Linked DNA regions of Homo sapiens: region 1 is linked to region 2. A link is an interaction called in ENCODE POLR2A ChIA-PET data of the cell type or tissue named here. Cell type or tissue: MCF 10A. All regions are shown on one strand. Each heading gives the region's core, and the rest is flanking DNA. Links, peaks and the distances in the headings are about the cores only. Region 1 has its middle 44 kb from the start of SCNN1B. Region 2 overlaps COG7 (component of oligomeric golgi complex 7).

The links. Peaks named below come from ENCODE experiments on the same cell type or tissue, not always from the same donor. Only the 100,000 strongest peaks of a DNase experiment are listed, where the experiment ranks them.
Region 1: POLR2A ChIA-PET joins it to region 2 with 37 read pairs; 3 of 35 experiments call an interaction of 5 or more read pairs at or near these places.

The regions. Positions count from the first base shown.
Region 1 is chr16:23,250,178-23,266,843 of GRCh38, reverse strand. No RefSeq gene overlaps it. Among named protein-coding and RNA genes, the nearest start is that of SCNN1B, 44 kb to the left of the region's middle. In MCF 10A, for the core only: no CTCF peak of the experiment used is centred there; DNase peaks (open chromatin) are centred at 7,813 and 8,363.
Region 2 is chr16:23,391,351-23,395,350 of GRCh38, reverse strand. It overlaps COG7 (component of oligomeric golgi complex 7), which reads left to right. Exons shown (of 17, transcript NM_153603.4): 15 at 2,004-2,118; 16 at 2,828-2,971. Among named protein-coding and RNA genes, the nearest start is that of COG7, 60 kb to the left of the region's middle. In MCF 10A, for the core only: no CTCF peak of the experiment used is centred there; a DNase peak (open chromatin) is centred at 2,070.

The DNA of each region.
Region 1 (16,666 bases), core at 6,070-10,069, 130 kb after region 2:
CACCATGCCCGACTAAGTTTTTTGTATTTTTAGTAGCGACGGGGTCTCAGCATGTTGCCCAGGCTGGTCTTGAACTCCTGGTCTCCTGTGATCAGCCCACCTCAGGCTCCCAAAGTGCTGGGATTACAGGCATGAGCCACCATGCCTGGCCTAATTTTTTTTATTTTTTTGTAGAGACGAAGTCTTGCTATGTTGTCCAGATTGGTCTCAAACTCCTAGGCTCAAGCAATCTTCCCATCTCTGTCTTCCAAAGTGCTGGGATTATAGGTATGGGCCATCCCTCCTGGCGCATATATATATATGTAAAAGAGGGTCTTACACTGTTGTGTAGGCTAGCGTACAGTGGCTATTCACAGGTGTCAGGCACTGATGGTGGTAGCTGGGAGAATGGAGAGAAGACAGACTCTAGGGACATCCAGGGGACTAAAGCAACAGATCTTGGTTATTGGTCTGGGATATCCAGGATATTGGCAGTAGAGTGAAGGAGGGTATTGAAGCCAGCCTCCCTCCAGGAATCCTTGGACTTGTTTTAAAGACTTTTTCTGTGAATAGCTGGTGCCCTGATGTGGACCAAACAGCCTAGAAAGTTGCCTGCAACCAGTTTGGCCACGAAAATGACCTTAAGCTGATCTTGCCTCCTGGCTCACCTGTTTCCACATCCTAAGATGCTTATTGCATAACCATAAACCTTTTGTTGAAAATACAGCTGGAAGATACAAAAATGTAAAGTAACTGTGCAAAACATTCCTCTGATCTCTTAGCAAAAGAGCATGTCTCATAAAAAGACCAGGGGTGGTGTGAGGCTGAGAAATCAGATGCCCAGAGCTTGTCACCTTGAAACAAACACCCTGATCCTCACGACTAAGCTGTCCCAAACATCGGATGTTCCTTAAATTTCCACCTGCTTTTTGCGTCATATTTTGTTTTGTCCACTGTGTGGAACAAAGGATGGATTTACCTACTCTGTGGAGGGAAGCGATTAGGGAGGGGTGGAAGAGCAATGCACACTGGTACTTTTCCAGTTGTCCTTGGTTTTAAGGAGGCAGGTGTAAACAGAAAGCACCAGATGGTGGTGGTGTAGTTTCGTGAAATTGGAACTTCCCCACCTCTGCCCCCAGAATCATGACAGTCTTCCTCTGGAGGGGACTTTGGCCCTGATGATAAGCAAGAAGATGGGGGAAGGTCGTTATGACCAGACCATGCGAATGACTAGAAAACCAAATTGAGCTTTAATCTCCATTGGTATCTCTGAGCCCAGGCTACAGCGTTTCTCATTGTCATCCCCAAACAAATGCTCAGATTGGAACTCTCAGGGGAGTTGTGGATGGTGCCCAATGGCTCATGCCTCCTGGTATCCATGTCCTTGGGTGGTCCCCTCCCAATTGGTGTGTGTAGGCCATACACCATGGCTCATGCCTGTAATCCCAGCATTTTGGGAGGCTGAGACAGGCAGATCACTTGAGGTTAGGACTTTGAGACCAGCCTGGCCAACATGGTGAAACCCTGTCTCTACTGAAAATACAAAAATTAGCCGGGCATGGTGATGGATGCTTATAATCCCAGCTACTTGGAAGGCTGAGGTGGGAGGAGCAATTGAACCCAGGAGGTGGAGGTTGCAGTGAGCTGAGATTGTGCCACTGTACTCCAGCCTGGGTGACAGATCGAGACTCTCTCTCAAACAAACAATTGGTCTGTGTGGCAGGCAGAATAATGGCTCCCAACGATGTCCATGTCCTAATCCTGTGAATATGTTCTGTTCCATAGCAAGGGGGAATTAAGGTGGCAAATGGAATTAAGGTTGCTAATCAGTTGATCTGGAGATGAAAGATTTTTCTGGATTATCTGGGTGAGCCCCATATGATCACAAGAGTCCTTAAATGGGAACAAGGGAGGTGAAAGGGTTATCGCCAGAGAAATGGCATCATTAGAAAGACTCAATGGGAGAATTTCTGGCTTTGAAGATGGAGGGAGCCAAAGAACATAGGCAGCCTCTAGAACTGGGAAAGGCAAGAAAATGAATTCTCCCCTAAAGCCTCCAGAAGAGATGCAGCCTGGTTGACACCTTTGTTTTAACCCAGTGTGACCCATTTCAGACTTCTAACCTCCAGAACTTAAAAAATAAATAAATAAAGCTGTGTTATTTTAAGTCACTAAGTCTGTGGTAGCTTATTACAGCAGCAATAGGAAACTAATTCAGCAGGGGCCACTCCATGAATATTTGTGGCATTGATCGAGTAAAAGGTCTCTCCTGCTCCAATCCATCCCTGTCTTGTTACAGTGATATCTTTCTAAAATGAGGATCGAATCTCCTCATCTCCCAGCTCATGTGACTTTAACTGTCTCCCTTTAACCGAAGAGATGAGTCAAAGCCCCTTCAAGACCCTCTCAACCCTCAGTCCATCATTCCAGCCTCATCTGCTTCCCTATTTATGAGAGTCCATTTGGACATTTTGCTTCACCACAAGTTGGCCATGTTCTTCTGTGCCTACGTGCATTTTATTTTATTTGAAATAATTTTTTTTGTAGAGATGGAGTCTTGCTACGTTGCCCAGGCTGGTCTTGAACTCCTGGGCTCAAGAAATTCTCCCACTTCGGCCTCCCAAAGTGCTGGAATTACAGGCGTACCCACTGTGCTTGGCTCCTGTGTGCATTTTCATATGCCCTCCCCTCTTCCTGGGCTCTCATGCCCCACACCTGATGAAAGTCTCATCATCCTTCAAGATTCAGCTCAAATGTGACTTCTGGAAGACTTTCTCTAGCGACTCAGGTGAGAATGAGAAAAGAAAATGTTATTAAGAAAATCAAGAAGGTGTGGGCGTGGTGGCTCACTCCTGTAATCTCAGCACTTTGGGAGGCCGAGGGGGGCGGATCACCTGAAGTCAGGAGTTCGAGACCAGCCTGGCCAACATGGTGAAACCCAGTCTCTACTAAAAATACAAAAATTAGCTGGGGGTGGTGGCGGGTACCAGTAGTCCCAGCTACTCGGGAGGCTGAGGCAGGAGAATGGCTTAAATCTGGGAGGTGGAGGTTGCAGTGAGCTGAGATCACACCACTGCACTCCAGCCTGAGTGACAGAGTGAGACTCCGTCTCAAGGAAAAAAAAAAAAAAAGAAAAGAAAATCATAAGGAAGAGAAAATCTGTTTATTATTCATTAAGTGGAAGTGGATCATCACAAAGGTCTTCATCTTTGTCATCTTCACATTGAGAAGGCTGAAGAGGAAGAGGAGGGGTTGGTTTTGCTGTCTCACAGGTGGCAGAGGTGAAAGAGGTGGAGGAGGTGGAAGTGGAGGCAGGAGAGGCACGCACACTCCATGTAACTTTTATTGAAAAAAAATTTGTATGTAAGTGGACCCACACAGTTCAAACCCATGTTGTTTAAGGGTCAACTATATATAATCTATCTATCACCTATGTATCTATATCCTGGTGATCTAGGTTGTATCATAAACCTTCCCCTTTACCCCACTGCCCATATCCCAGATCAATAACCACAGTAATTTTCAGCACTCACCTATGCCCTGAATTGATCAGCCTGCACTGTACTAAGCCTCCTGCCTGTCTGCCTCCAATACCATTGGAATAGACGGCGAGCCACTCTCAAGTAGGGCTGGTGTCTTAGTTGTCCTTACATGCACTTAGGGTAAGGACCTTGGGGAGGAAACATCATCATTTCCAAAGATTAAGGACTAGCCCAGACATCCTAGTTTTATACTCATTTGATCTGTCCTCCAGAGATTTTTTTTTTTTTTTTTGAGACAAAGTCTCGCTCTGTTGCCCAGACTGGAGTGCAGTGGCATGATCTTGGCTCACTGCAACCTCCACCTCCTGGGTTCTCATGCCTCAGCCTCCCAAGTAGCTGGGATTACAGGCGTGCACCACCACGCCCAGCTAATTTTCGTATTTTTGGTAGAGATGAGGTTTCGCCATATTGGCCAGACTGGTCTTGATCTCCTGACCTCAGGTGATCTACCCGCCTCAGTCGCCCAAAGTGCTGGGATTACAGGCATGAGCCACTGCATCTGGCCCCAGATATTAAGTTAAACCTCTGAGTCACCTCTTTAAAAAAAAAAAAAGACAAAATGTAAATCACCTTTTCTTGGTTATAATAGTAATAGCTCATTCTTGTCCAGTATTTGGGAAATGTAGAAATCTATGCAGAAAAAAATAAACTCCTACCCACACCACCACCACAATCCATCAACCTATCTCCTATCATAATGGATAGGTAACATTTCTCCATCATTAACCCCACATACAGATGGAGAAATTGAGGCTTTGCAGGGTTAGGCGAGAGAGCCACAGTTTATATACTTGTGTCCTTCTGGGTCCAAGCCTGATGTCATTAACAGGCAGCAGGACTTATCTGTATGCTACATCTGTTTGTTTGGTTTTTTTTTGTCTGTTTTTGTTTTCAATTTCTGATGATCATGAACTGGACTTGAAAGGATGATTTGTATTATAGGATGCAAACCTAGAGGCCTCCAGGGGACAGGTGGGTTCCTTAATGGGCAAAGGGGCCAGGGAGGCTCTGATAAATATGCTTTCCCCCAGTTTATAGCTTAGCTTTTAATCACTTTGTTTATGATATCTTTTATCAGGTGTAAGTTGGAGTTTTCATGTCATCAAATCTAGGCTCTTTGTCCTTTATGGCTTTGGAACTTCCTGGAAAGCTTTGCAAAAGCCTTCCTTTCCCCTGGGTTATAAGATTACCTTCCTCTACTTTCCTCTAGCTCTTTCGTGTTTTTATAGATTTTTTTTTAACGTAAAAATTTAAATCTGACTGGTCTTTTAAAATATTTGAGGGTGGGATTTTTTTCTTTCTAAACAAAAAGTCAAATATCTCTATACTTTTATATAGCATTTTACCACTGATGTGAAAAATCACTGTTTATAATAAAGAAAGCTTTTTAATTACGAGAAATGTCAAATTATACAAAAGTAGCATAATGGTATAATGATCTTCTGACTTCAACACTTACCAGTGTAGGACCAATCTTTTTATTTAAATTGTGGGAAAATGAAACATATAAAATTTGTCATCTTAACTATTCAGGTATACAATTCAGTAGTGTTAAACACATGCATATTATCATACAACCAATCTCCAGAAAAACCATTTTTATTTCCTTTGTTTTTTGAGATGGAGTGTCGCTCTGTTGCCCAGGTTGGAGTGCAGTGGCATGATCTGGGCTCATTGCAACCTCTGCTTCCAGAGTTCAAGCAATTTCCAGCCAATTTTTGTATTTTTAGTAGAGATGGATTTTCACCATGTTGGCCAGGCTGGTCTTGAACTCCTGACCTCAAGTGATCTGCCCACCTTGGCCTTCTAAAGTGCTAGGATTACAGGCATGAGCCACCACTCCTGGCCTCATATTTACTTCCTAATAGCCTTATGCATATAGACTAGCTCTGATTTCAAAGATTCTATTTGTTTACTATTATATTACCACTAAACTGCTTTGTGTATTTTATTTTTAAGATTATCATGTAATAAAATTAACTGCGTACAGTTTCATGAATTTTAACACATGTATGTATTTGTGTAACTACCACCACAACTATCACCCCAGAAATCTCCCTCAGGCCACCCCTACATAGCCACATCCTCCCTCTGTAACCCTGGTAACTAATCTGTTGTCTATTAATATAGTTTTTTTCCAGAATGTCACATAAATGGAATAATATAATTGGTAACCTTTCCAGATTGGCTTCAATTACTCAGTGTAATGTCTTTGAGATTCCTCTAAGTTGTTGGGTGTATCAATAATTTGCTACCTTGCCAGGGCGTGGTGGCTCAAAGCTGTAATTCCAGCACTTTGGGAGGCTGAGGCAGGAGGATCGCTTGAGCCCAGGAGTTTGAAACCAGCCTGGGCAGCATAGTCAGACCCTGTCTCTACAAAAAATACAAAATTAGTTGGGCATGGTGGGGTGCATCTGTAGCCTCAGCTACTCATGAGGCTGAGATGGGAGGATCACTTGAGCCTGGTAAGTCGAGGCTGCAGTGAGCCGTGATCATGCTGCTATACTCCAGCCTGGGCAACAGAGTGAGACCCTGTCTCAAAAAAAAATAGTTTGCTTCCTTTTATTGCTAAGTGGCATCTCACTGAATAACTGTACCACATACAGCTGCTATATGACACTGTTTTAGCGACTGTGACTTTATAGTGGATTTCTCTATTGGGTATGGTAAGTTTCCTGCCCACCAACATTGCTCCTGTTAGTTTCCCAAAAGTGTCTTGGCCACCCCAGTGTACTGATTCCTGGGTATTTTGTGGACTTGGTTGCTATTGTGAGTGATTCCTTTATCCACCCAGTTTTCCAAGCTAGAAAACTCAAAGATATCTCAGGAACAATAGTAACAAAAAACTGTGCAAGACCCTTCTGAAGAAAACTATAAACCTATACAGAAAGGCCTGAATAAAGACTTCAATGCTTAGGACATGTTCCTGAATGTGGCAATTCAGTATTGGAAAGATGTTTATTCTCTCCAAATTAATTGAGATGCTTTGTAAGTTTGATTGATTTTAATCTCTCTCTTTCCCCTTCCTTCTCTCCATTCCTTCCTCCCTTCCTTCCTTCCTTCCTTCGTTCTCTCCCTCCCTCCCTTGCTGCCTCCCTCTCTCTCTCTCTTTCATTTCCTTTCTTTCTTTTCCTTCCTTCCTTCCTTCCTTCCTTCCTTCCTTCCTTCCTTCCTTCCTTCCTTCCTTCCTTCCTTCCTTCCCTCCCTCCCTCCCTCCCTCCCTCCCTCTCTCTCTCTCTGTCTGTCTCTCTTTCTTTCTTTCTCTTTCTTTCTTGACAGAGTCTTGCTCTGTCACCCAGGGTGGAGTGCAGTGGTGCTATCACGGCTCACTGCAGCCTCCACCTCCTGGGCTCAAGCAATCCTCCAGCCTCAGCCTTTCGAGAAGCTGGGACCACAGGTGCAAGCCACCACACCCAGCTACTTTTTGTATTTTTTGTAGATATGGAGTTTCACCATGTTGCCCAGGCTGGTCTCGAACTCCTGGGCTCAAGCAATTCTCCCACTTCAGCCTCTCAAAGTGCTGGGATTACAGGCATAAGTCACTGCGCCTGGCAGGTCTTTCCTCTATCAAGTCTGCCCTTTTCCCTCTTTCCCTTCTCCAACTTCTGTTTCTAATTTTACATATTTTCCCCTTCTACTTTCTTTTGATTTCTTTTGTTTTACTTTTCCTAATTTCTTGAGTTGAATGCATAGTCCACTTACTTTAGAATTTTTTTTTTATTAACAAAAGTATTTAAGGCTAGGCATTTTCCTCTGAATACCACCTTGGCAGCATTCTCCAAAACAGTTGATGTGCACTTGAATGGCATTACTTGAGGTCAGGAGTTCGAGAACAGCCTGGCCAACATTATGAAGCCCTGTCTCTACCAAAAACATACAAAAAAGTGGGCGCCTGTAATCCTAGATACTCTGGAGGCTGAGGCAGGAGAATTGCTTGAGCCCAGGAGGCAGAGGTTGCAATGAATTGAGATCCCGCCACTGAACTACAGCATGGGCGACAGAACAAGACTCCGTCTCAAACAACACAGAACAAAAATCCCCATATATTCTGTATGAATGGGGACTCATTCATTTAATGTGACAAAAACCTGACTCAATCCAGCTTAAGCCAGAAAAAGGAAACTTATTGGAATTAATTGATATTTATCATCATAGGGAATATTGGTATCCCTGTGTCCACTGGATCCGGCACTATGCTGACGTCCACAGAAGCTGTTCCTCATGTCTCCACCTGCTGGCTCTGTTCTCTGAGCTGCCCTTCCCTCCAGCCAGTGTGCAGTTCTGCAAACCTCTTTCCCAACCTCTCCAAGGAAAGCCCCAGCCCTGACTCTCCTTTGTCTGGCAATCATCAGGCCTAGAGAAACAGGGCTGGGTATAGTGGCTCACCCATGTAATCCCAGCACTTTGGGAAGCTGAGGTGGGGGGATGGCTTGAGGCCAGGAGTTTGAGACCAGCCTGGGCAACATAGTGAGACCCCATCTCTATAATGAGAGAGAGAGAGAGAGAGAGAGAGAGAGAGAGAAACAGGATGATCTGGTTAGGGTTGTGGATGCTGGGCTGACAGAACACCTGGTGTCCAGTACCTGGTTTATGTGGCCACCCTCTCTTCCTAAATACCTCTATAATCATGGCCAGGTAGGCCCATCTCAAAATTTTACTGTCTCCTTAACGGGGTATAAAATGTTTCGTCACTTCTTCCCAGCCTCTCTTTACAGCCTTGGCTTCCCGTTGTCTTCCTTTCTCCCACACCCTGTGTTCTAGCTACAGCAAACTACTCCTTATTTCCAAACAAATGTGTACTTTCTTTCTCTGCCTTCGTACATGCTGTTCCTTTGGCTAGGAATACCTTTTTCCCCCTTAGTCATCCTTTAAGATCCTAAGTCACGCCCGAGAATCACTTGGGCACAGTTGGGGCACTTCCTCTCTGAGTTCCTACCTGCTGCTGCTATTGCACCTTGCGTCCTGAACAAGACTAACTCATGTGCAATTGTCTCCCCTTCAAGACATCAGGACCGGGCCAGGCGTGGTGGCTCTTGCCTGTGATCCCAACACTTTGGGAGGCCAAGGCAGGAGGATTGCTTGAGCCCAGGAGTTCAAGGCTGAAGTGAGCTGTGATCACACCACTGCACTCCAGCCTGGGCGACAGAGTGAGATCCCGGCTGTGGGGGAAAAAAAAAAAAAAAAAAAAAGACATCAGGACTGGATCGCTGAAGGCAAAGACTGTGCCTGGACAATTTCCATGCAGCATCTATAATGTAATAGATATTCAGTAAAAGTCTGTTGAAAGAATGTGCAGATGCTCTCAGCTCTCCTGTACTCTGTATTATTTTACCATTTTTGTGCACTGTAGGTTTCTGTGTACTTTTCCTCCCAATGGCCAGTACCTTTGGCCTTCACTGGAGGGCTGCACATAGGCTGCTAGGACCTGCTTTTCCTGCATGTTCAAGAAAACCAGAAATACCTGAAAGTTTTCATGCCCCGGGGACAGCCCTTAACTCATGACTGACAGTGTGGGGATAGAAATCCTCCAGTTCCTTTGCCCTAATGACCCACAGTGTCCCAAAGCTCCCCTGGAGGGTCAAGCCTCAATTACCCTCTGTGTGACTTTACTTGATAACACACCTTTGTCTAACCTTCTTTCTCGCCCCATTCCCCTTCTCCACTTCTCTACCAATTTTCTCTGGGAACACTTATGAATCACTTTCACACAGCCTGGCTTTGTGGTGTCCACCTGCTGCCCGAGCTACTCAGGCTGAAGTGGGAAGATCTCTTGAGCCCAGGAGTTTGAGGCCAGCATGGACAACATAGCAAGACCCCATCTCTGAAAAAAAAAAAAAAAAACCACAAAACCAAAAACCAAACAACAACAACAACAACAAAATCACTTTCATATAAATTCTCTGTCTCAGATCCCCAGATCTGCTTTTGGGGAAACAAATCTAAAACAGAGTTAATGATTCAATGAACAGAAAGAAAAGAATAATAGCTGAGTGCGGCAGCTCACATCTGTAATCTCAGCACTTTGGGAGGCTGAGGCAGGAGGATGGCTTGAGCCCAGGAGTTGGAGGCTGCAGTGAGCTGTGATTGTGCCACTGCACTCCAACCTGGTTGACAGAACAAGACCCTATCTTAAAAAAAAAAAAAAAAGAAAGAAAAAGAAAAGAAAGAAAGAAAGGAGAGAAAATAATAATGAATCCAGAAACCAATAAATATTTATTGATCACCAACTGCATTGGAAGAAACAGGAGCAGGAGGAGGTTCTTTGCCAGGATTTATCTTCTTAAAGAGACAAGATTTGCACATTTAGAAAATGAACTAGTCTATAAATATATATTTAGTACATGAAATGAAATGTGAAGAGGACGCAGGGACATGACTTGAGAAGAGGGGACTGAATGTGAACATGGGGATGTCAGAGACTAATGAGACTTCAGAGGTGGAAGTGGGACTTGATTTGGGGTTTGAAGGGAGGATGAGATGGAGCAGGCAAAGACCCAGTGAATACAGTGGTGGGACCAGAGTAAAATGATGAGAGTTTAAGGCCGGGTAATGCAGACTTGGAATCCATTCAAATAAGTCTGGACTTTATCTCATAAGGTGATGGTGGAAGGTGGTCAACATTTATTTCTTCACTCAACAAACATTTATTGAGAGTCTATAACTTGCGGCACACCCAGACAGGAACAAGGTGTACTCTTAGAAGGGTGTTCCTTAAGTGAACTGCCTGTTCTGGCCACAAGAATCTTGACTGTATTTGTTTGTAGGATCCACCTATAATTTCTGGAGAGATTTTTTTTCTTACACACGCAGTTTTATCAGTTGTATATCTAATCTTCTGATTATAGGGGAAAGATCATCATTATCACTACAAAAATTCAAATATTTGGAGAGCTCTGCACCATGGAAAAGGAACGTCTTCTATCCAGAGAGAGGACTAGAAATCTTTTTCCTGTGTTTCAAATAACTTTTATTTTCTCAAATAGAACCTTACTTGATAGTATAATTTGATTCCATGCTTATATAATATAATATAATATTTAATTTTATTTTTATTATATATTTTTAAGACAGGGTCTGATTCTGTCACCCAGACTGGAGTGCAGTGGCATGATCTTGGCTCTGCAAGATCATGCCTCCCACTATCCTCCCACCTCAGCCTTCCAAGTAGCTGCGACTACAGGCGTGAGCCACAACACCCAGCCAATTTTTGTATTTTTTTTAGAGATGGGGTTTCACCATGTTGCCCAGGTTGGTCTCGAACTCCTGGGCTCAGCTTCCCAAAGTGCTGGGATTACAGGTGTGAGCCATCATGCCTTGCCAGGCTTATATAGTATTTTTATTTATTTCTTTATTATTATTATTACTTTGAGAGGGAGTCTCACTCTGTTGCCTAGGCTGGAGTGCAGTGGTACGATCTTGGCTCACTGCAACCTTCGCCTCCTGGGTTCAAGCAGTTCTCCTGCCTCAGCCTCCCGAATAGCTGGGATTATAGGCACGCACCACCATGCCCAACTAATTTTTGTATTTTTACTAGAGATGGGGTTTCACCATGTTGGCCAGGCTAGTCTTGAACCCCTGACCTCAGGTGATCCGCCCACCTTGGCATCCCAAAGTGCTGGGATTACAGGTATGAACCACCACACCCGGCCTTATATAGTATTTTAAAAGTAATTGTTATATGTTTTTGTTTTATTCTTTTTTTTTTTTTTTAATTTGGCCAGGCATGGTGGCTCACGCTTGTAATCCCAGCACTTTGGGAAGCTGAGGCAGGTGGATCACTTGAGGTCAAAAGCTCAAGACCAGCCTGGCCAACATGGTGAAACCCAGTCTCTACTAAAAACAAAAACACAAAAATTAGCCAGGTGTGGTGGCATGCGCCTGTAATCCCAGTTACTCAGGAGGCTGAGGCAGGAGAATTGCTTGAACTAGGGAGGTGGAGGTTGCAGTTGCGCCACTGCACTCCAGCCTGGGGGACAGAGTGAGATTCAGTCTCAAAAAAAACACAAAAAACGTTTATTTTAGATTTAGGGGATACACGTGCAAGTTTGTTACATGGGTATGTGGCTTGATGCTGAGTTTTGGGTATGACTGAACCCATTGCCCACGTAGTGAGCATAGTACCCAATAGGTAGTTTTTCAACCCCTTGCCCCACTCCCTCCCTTCCCACTCTTAGAGTCTCCAGTGTCTATTGTTCCTATCAACAGTGGGTTAGATAAAGAAAATGTGGTACATACTCACCATGGAATACAACACAGGCACAGCCATAAAAAAGAATGAAATCATGTCCTTTGCAGTAACAGGAATGCATCTAGAGGCCATTGTCTTAAGGGAATTAATTAATGCAGAAACAGAAAACCAAATACCACACGTTCTCACTTGTAAGTGGGAGCTAAACATTGGTACACATGGAACTTTTCTTGAATGCAGCTGGGCTCTCCCTTACCCTGTGGAAATCTGTTGGGAAGTAGAAAATCTCTGGGGTTGGTTTCGGGCTTGTGGCCCCCAGGAATAATTACCTGCAGGAACTGTGTCAGCCAACGTCTACCCTGCATTTCTGTTTTTCCCCAAGCCTTCAGTTAAATCTGGCTCAATACCTTCATTATGCTTCCAAAGGGGGTTAAGTGAAGTTTAAGCCTGTGTCTGTAATTGGAATGGTGTGGGGACCACAGAGCCGATGACTCAAGGTGAACCGCAAAGTCCTGAGCAGCCACAGTTCAGAGCAAGGCTGGGGGCACTGGCAAGTGACATAAGAATGGAACGTCTAAGCATTCCTTGGAGAGTCACATAGGTCACACAGCAGACCGCACTTTCTACTCTCTGGGAAAGCTGGGGATTGTAGTCAGTACAGCTTGAACATTTGAAAAAAATGCAGCTTTATTTGGTAGACATGGTCTGGTGATGTCTGGAAAGCCCCTCATCTCATCTATTATATATTTTCATAGAGAATGTGAGGAGCCCTCCACAAAGGTTTTATCCATTTATAGAAACACCAACAGCTAACCAGAGAGCCTGTTTCTCTTTATCCTCTCAAATACTGGGCATTACCAAATTTTATTATTTGCCAATCCAATAGGTGAAATTTAACGAAATATATGACTGGCATATATTTAATCATTAGTTAAGTTTGAGCATCTCTTATATATAAGGTTTGAGCATCCCATATATATTATATAATATGTATTATATATTATATATTATATATGTATTACATATATAGCGTATAATAACGCATTAATATATTGTAATTAATATATGATCTTGGCTCTGCAAGATCTGCCTCCCACTGTCCTCCCACCCCAGGCTTCCGAGTAGCTGGGACTACAGGTGTGAGCCACAACACCCAGCCAATTTTTGTATTTTTTTGTAGAGATGGGGTTCCACCATGTTGCCCAGGTTGGTCTCAAACTCCTGGACTCAAGTGATCTGCCTGCCTCAGCTTCCCAAAGGGCTGGTATTACAGGTGTGAGCCATCATTATAATATAGTCCCCAGTGTTTATCATTCCTTTCCTATTGTTCCTAGTATATAATATATAATCATATATTGTAATATTAATATAACAATATAATTAATATAATATTAATGTAACAATATAATTAATATAATATTAATATAACAATATAATTAATATAATATTAATGTAACAATATAATTAATATAATATTAATGTAACAATATAATTAATATATTAATGTAACAATATAATTAATATTAATATAACAATATAATTAATATAATATTAATGTAACAATATAATTAATATAATATTAATGTAACAATATAATTAATATATTAATGTAACAATATAATTAATATTAATGTAACAATATAATTAATATATTAATGTAACATTATAATTAATATAATATTAATGTAACAATATAATTAATATATTAATGTAACAATATAATTAAGATAATATTAATGTAACAATATAATTAATATAATAATACAATAATATAATTAATATAATATTAAAATAATAATATAATTAATATAATATTAAAATAATATATTAATATAATATTAAAATAATATAATTAATATAATATTAAAATAATATATTAATATAATATTAAAATAATATAATTAATATAATATTAATATAATAGTATAATTAATATATTATTAACATGGTATAATTAATATAATATCAATATAATAATATAATTAATATATTATTAATATAATAGTATAATTAATATAATATCAATATAATAGTATAATTAATATATTATTAATATAATAGTATAATTAATATATTATCATAGTAATATGATAATTAATTAATATATAGTATAGTATATAATAATGTATTACATATATTATATATAATATGTATTACACATATACTACATATAATATGTAGTACATATATACTATATATAATATGTAGTACATTCATTATATATAATATCACATATATAGTAGATAATATTACATATATTATATATAATGCATGTACATATTATATATATACGTATTATATATATATTATATATATTTTGGAGATGGGGGTCTCACATGTTGGCCAGGCTGGAGGGCAGTGGCACAATTATAGCTCACTGCAGCCTCAAACTCCTGGGTTCAAGAGATCCTCTCGCCTCAAACTCCTGAGTAGCTAGGACTACAGATGTTAGGAACCATGCCCAGCTAATTTTGTTTCTGTTTGTTTGTTTGTTTTCGTAAAGACAGTTTCTCACTATGTTGCCCAGGCTGATCTCGAACTCCTGGGCTGAAGCGATCCTCCCACCTCAGCCTCCCAAAGTGCTAAGATTACAGGTATGAGCCACCACGCCCAGCCTTTTAGTATATTTTTTAGTCATTTTTATTTCTTCTGGAGTTGACTGGTCATGACCTTGACAGTTTTGGTCCCCATTTGTTTGTACTTTTCTCATTGACTTGTAAGAGCTCTTGATATATAAACAATATCATCTATTTTGCTTGACATATCCTGCAGGTGGTATTCCCGGTGGAATATAATTAATGATCATGAGACTGTTTCTTTCAGTTTTTATAACATTTACTGCATCTTATTTTTTTAGCTGTAGTTTTAAATCCTTACCTTCATTCTCTTTAGACCTAGTTCTGGGCTTACTGGGGCAGAGCGCTCACTGCCAGTCCTGTCACATTAGATATTCTATGCATTCGATCTTCATTTTGGTTCATTTTCCAACTGGCTGCATTACGTCTTCAAGTAGATTTTTCCAGATGAGTGATAGTGTTCTGATACTTGAGTTATTCCACATTTGAGAATGTTTTTCAGTTCTCTTTACACATGAGCAATATTCTAACTGTGCATATAATTCAGCAATCTATTGATATTGCTCTTACATTCCGGATGGATGTAACAGTGGGGGAATGAGGAATAGAGGGAGTGAACTGTGTGAATCAGAAATGAATGGAAGATATGGCCAGGCGTGGTGGCTCACACCTGTAATCCCAACACATTGGGATGCTGAAATGGGTGGATCACTTGAGGTCAGGAGCTCGAGACCAGCCTGGCTAACATGGTGAAACCCTGTCTCTACTGAAAACACAAAAAGTAGCCAGGCGTGGTGGTGCCTATAATCCCAGCTACTTGGGAGGCTGAGCTGGGAGGATCGCTCGAACCTGGGAGGTGGAGGTTGCAGTGAGCGGAGACTGTGTCACTGCACTCCAGCCTGGGCAACAAAGTGAGACTCCATCTCAAAAATAAATAAATAAATAAATAATTAAATAAGAAGATAAAAAAAATGAATGGAAGACAGAGTTGGAGACAGAGGCTGTGGACAGGTTTTGGAGGCCCTTGAAAGCCAGCACAGAGGGCACTGAAGGCCTCTGGTCACAGGGAGGACATACACACAGACAAGTTTTGGGAAGATTAGTCTGGCAAAGGTAATGCCAAGATTTAGGGGAGAGATAAGGGACTTACCAGTTAGGAATAAACTTGGCTGCAAGATATAGAAAGCTATAAATAGGAATTCACTTATACCACATAATAAGAAGTAAAAGAATAGCAGGTACTAATTTGTGTAGCTGCTCATTGATGTTGGAGCTGATGTCATTGTGCTGCCCTTGACCTTTTCCTGATGGTCACAAGATGGCTGCTGCAGCTCCATACATCTCATTTGCTTTCAAAGCACACGATGGAGGGAAGGGGAAGAAATGCCACAACTCACTCATTTTATTAGGAGAGCAAAAATTCCCCAAAACTCCTGCACACACAGCAGGCTTCTGTTTATATTTTATTCACCAGAACTGTGTCATATGGCCATTGTATCTACAAGGGAGGCTAGAAAGGCAAGTTATTTAGCCAAGTACATTCCAAAGGAAAAATGGGGAATGGATATTTACTGGCAACTTGAAGTATCTTCTAGAACACAAAAAGCAGCAAAACGAGCACCACCAAACTAGAACAAAACAAAACAAAAACAAGATAAATTGGACTACGTTAAAACTAAGAATGCCCATCTGTTCACCAAATAACATCATAAAGAGAATTAAAGGGGCCAGGCATGGTGGCTCACACCTGTAATCCCAGCACTTTGGGAGGCCAAGGTAGGAGAATCGCTTGAGCTCAGGAGTTTGGGACCAGCCTAGGCAACATGGTGAAACCCCATCTCTGCAAAAATTAGAAAAATTAGCCGGGCATGGTGGTGTGCACCTGTAGTCCCAGCTACTCAGGAGGTAGAGTTGGGAAGATTGCTTGAGCCTGGGGGGCAGAGGTTGCAGTGAGCTGTGATCATGCTACTGCACTCCAACCTGGGTGACAAAGTGAGACCCTGTCTCAAAAAAAAAAAAAAAAAGAAAGAGAATAAAAGAGCAAATAGATGGGGGGAAGAAACATGCTGACAAAGGAAATGTATCCAAAATATACAAAGATCCACAAATCAATAAATAAAAGATCCAATGGAAAAACGCAATAGAAAAACAGGCAAATTGCGCGCGCGCGCACACACACACACACACACACACACACACACACACACACACAGTGTCATTTCACAAAAGAGAGTATCCAAATGATCTTTGCACATTTGAAAATGTACTCACCATCATTAGTCTTCAGGGAAATCCATTAAAAAACACACAAATTACCATCATACATCTACCAGTATGGCTAAAATGAAAGATGGAAATGACCAAGTGTTGATGAGGCTGTG
Region 2 (4,000 bases), core at 1-4,000:
TGTTGAGAGGAATTATTGTAGTACAGAGAAATTCCAACACCAGAAATCAGCATCCTTCTCTTCCCCCAGCCTTGGGGAAAAATGATGAATTTGTTAACACTTCAAGCTGAAATTTACAGTAGCTGTTGTTATTAGTGAGGTAAGTGGCCACTTGCTTACTTTGGGTGAAAGATTATACTAAGTACATGAAAGAAAAAAATGATTTATTTTACCATCTGTGTACCTCTTATAAAGGGACGCCAGTCCAGGCACAGTGGGTCACGCTTGTAATCCCAGCACTTTGGGAGGCCGAGGTGGGCGGATCACCTGAGGTCAGGAGTTCAAGACCAGCCTGGCCAACATGGTAAAACCCCGTCTCTACTAAAAATACAAAAAAAATTAGCCAGGTGTGGTGGTGGGCACTTGTAATCCCAGCTACTCGGGAGGCTGAGGCAGGAGAATTGCTTGAACCCAGGAGGCGGAGGTTGCAGTGAGCCGAGATTGCACCATTGCACTCCAGCCTGGGCAACAAGAGCAAAACTCTGTCTCAAAAAAAAAAAAGAAAAAAGAAAAAAGGAACACCAAACTAATAATGGATGTTTACACTTACACAGCCAAACCATATTGAATGTTTGGAAAGAAGGGCATGATCATCCTGTAGTTCTCTGGTCTGGGTAGATTTTCGAGTCTGTGTTAACTTCTGGACACTACACCCTGAAAGGAGCCCGCTGTTACGTAGACATGTGTGAGGCCAGATTGAGAAGCTCTTGCTTTGATAGTCTCCTGACTTTTAGTTTACAGAGTTAATTAACAGTGACAGGAATGTCATGGAATGAATATGTAGCAGGAAGAAAAAAAAAACAACAACAGGCAGAAAGACCTTTTAAAAACATATATTATCATTTTGAAACCTGAAAAGTCAACCCCCTTATTTTGAAACAAAACACATACTTAACCTTAAAACACAAAACAATGAATTACAATAGAAATAGGAAACAGTGGTCTAAAATACACTCTTGGCATCACGTGGATATCTGACAAACACATGACCAAGACTGTGCTAATTGTGGGCATGTCCTAAATGTCTTTTAGGACAATTGCAAATGACCTTTTGCAATTCCCCACCAGCCAAGGTTTTGTCTATCTTTAGTTTCAAGAGTTTATATTATGAAAACAATATAGTTTTTTCTCCAAAGTAATTTATAGTTATAAATGGCTTTTTTTCAAACAGAATTCCTTTCTTCTTCTGGTTAAATTATCTAGGAGGGAGAGAATCAGATCCAAATCCAGAAGACAGGTTTTTTTTTTTTTTTTCTGAGACAGAGTCTCTTTTTTTTTGAGACAGAGTCTGCCCAGGCTGCAGTGCAATGGCATGATCTTGGCTCACTGCAACCTCCGCCCCCGCCGAGTTCAAGTGATTTTCCTGCCTCAGCCTCCCGAGTAGCTGGGATTACAGGTGCCTGCCACCATCCCCGGCTAATTTTTGTACTTTTAGTAGGATAGGGCTTCACCATGTTGGCCAGGCTGGTCTTGAACTCCTGACCTCAGGAGATCCATCCGCCTCGGCCTCCCAAAGTGCTGGGATTACAGGTGTGAGCCACTGTGCCTGGCCTCAGAAGACAGGATTTGAATTCTTGCTTGGCCCCACACATTCTGACACTAGTATCTTACTGGTTTTTCACCTATGAACAGTAATAATACTTATATTTACACAATGCTTCAAATTTTACAAAGCATTTTGATATCCATTACTTCATTGGAGATAGAGATTGTGTTGAATGCATTTCAAAAATATTGAGGTCATTATAAGAAGGATGAATCTATAATCTATATGCAAGCTACCAGTGATTCTTTTTTAGGGTACTGCCATAACAAGCATCGCCACATACTAGAAAGATCAGACTTGGGATCACCCGAGGTCTAGCAATTTTGTCTCTCTGCCGTTTGCCTTCACACAAATGTACCCATAAAGTAATAACCCGTATGTGTCAATGTCAGGCTAACAGCGCTTTCTTTTGTTTCAGATCGGGCAGTACATCATGTCCCTCCCCCTGAATCTTGAGCCATTTGTGACTCAGGAGGACTCTGCCTTAGAGTTGGCATTGCACGCTGGAAAGCTGCCATTTCCTCCTGAGCAGGGTAAGCGGGGACCGTTTCTGGCGATGTTACAAGTCAAGCTGTCAGTTTCCAGGGTAGAAACTCCAGATGACACCTTATCCTTGGGCTCATTTGTCACCAAGTCCTGTTTTTTTTTAACCTTCTAACATGTACTTTTTGTACACATGCTGTATCTAAAACAATATCACAACTTGAAAAATCTATAACCACATCCCACTGCGGAACGCACTGGTATTTCCACTTTCGCTTGTGCCTTCTGGCTCTGCTCTGTAAGCAGATGGTATTTTGTATGTAACTTTGTATTCTGTATTATTGTTATTATTGAGACAGAGTCTTGCTGTGTCACCTAGGCTGGAGTGCAGTGGCGCGATCTTGACTCACCACAACCTCCGCCTCCTGGGTTCAAGCAATTCTCCTGCCTCAGCCTCCTGAGTAGCTGGGACTACAGGCGCGCACCACCACGCCTGGCTAATTTTTGTATTTTTAGCAGAGACGGGGGTTTCACCATGTTGGCCAGGCTGGTCTCGAACTTCTGACCTCAAATGATCCGCCTGCCTCATCCTCCTAAAGTGCTGGGATTACAGGCATGAGCCACTGCACCTGGCCCTAAGATGTAACTGTTTTCGGTTTCCTGTGTTTGCCATTGAGATCAGAAGCTTCCTGGTACTTTGGTGCATTCAGCAGCTACTGCAGGCCTGTGTTTTCCTTGGTGACCTCCTTTTCTTTTCAGGGGATGAATTGCCCGAGCTGGACAACATGGCTGACAACTGGCTGGGCTCGATCGCCAGAGCCACAATGCAGACCTACTGTGATGCGATCCTACAGATCCCTGAGCTGAGCCCACACTCTGCCAAGCAGCTGGCCACTGACATCGGTGGGTCCCCACAAGACAGGCGGTGGGAGGGACAGCTCTTGCCTGCTGCATCTGTCAGTTTCTCCTTTGCCCTCCAGGAATCTCATCCCAAGTCTTCCCTTAGCTTCAGCTGTGGATTTGGCTCTGAAGCTGGTTGAAAATTCAGGTTCTCCAGGCCCTGCCCCAGAGATTCTGACTTAGCAAGACCGGGCTGAAGCTCAGACATCTATGTTTTCGAAGAGGACTTGAGAACCGTTGAGGGGAGCTTCAGTGAGATAAGATTCAGCGAGTCCTGCAGCCTGGCCCCACCTGGCCCGCTCCATTTGTGCCATAATTCCCAACCAGTGTTTAATGAGCTCTTACTGCATACCAGGCATGCCTGGCGCTGGACCAAGCACTCGCACCCATCGTCTTATGTAATTCCAAACTCCCCTGTGAGGTGGGTGCTCTCTTCTCCATCATACCGATAGGGAACGGAGGCCCAGGGCAGTTCCATAACAAGGCCATGTGGCCAGGGTCACTTTGTGGTCTCCATCCAGATAGCATCCTGCCTGCCAAGTCAGTGGGCGTGTCCCCTTTGCTCCTGCCTGCCCTCTTCACTGGAGGGCCTCACTGCCCAGGTGTACTCTGAGCATGGGGCTACTGCTGGCAGGTGGCAGGGAGTCTCCCCAGTCTCTTGATGCCATTCCAATACCTTGTCTGCTCTTTAGCCTAACGCACCTCTCGGGGTGGTCAGGAGAGCGGGTGGTAGAAGCCTGAAAGATCAGCTCCCTGGGGACACAGCCAGAGCTTCGTCCTCAGTGACCACAGGGCTGAGCCAGGCTCAACCGGCTTCTGGCTCTTGTTTTGCAGAAGAAGAACTAGAAGCAAGGTGCTTTCCTCCGGGTCCCAGAGCTGTTAGTGATGGAGCCAGGCCTGGGATCCAGCTTTCCTGAGTTCCTGACCCCTGCTCATTTCATAGTCAGCTCTCAGCACTTACCAGAGGAACAGGCAGCCTTTTGGCTACTGCCCTTCAGAGAAAGAGAGATGAGAGAATTCAAATGCGTGTTG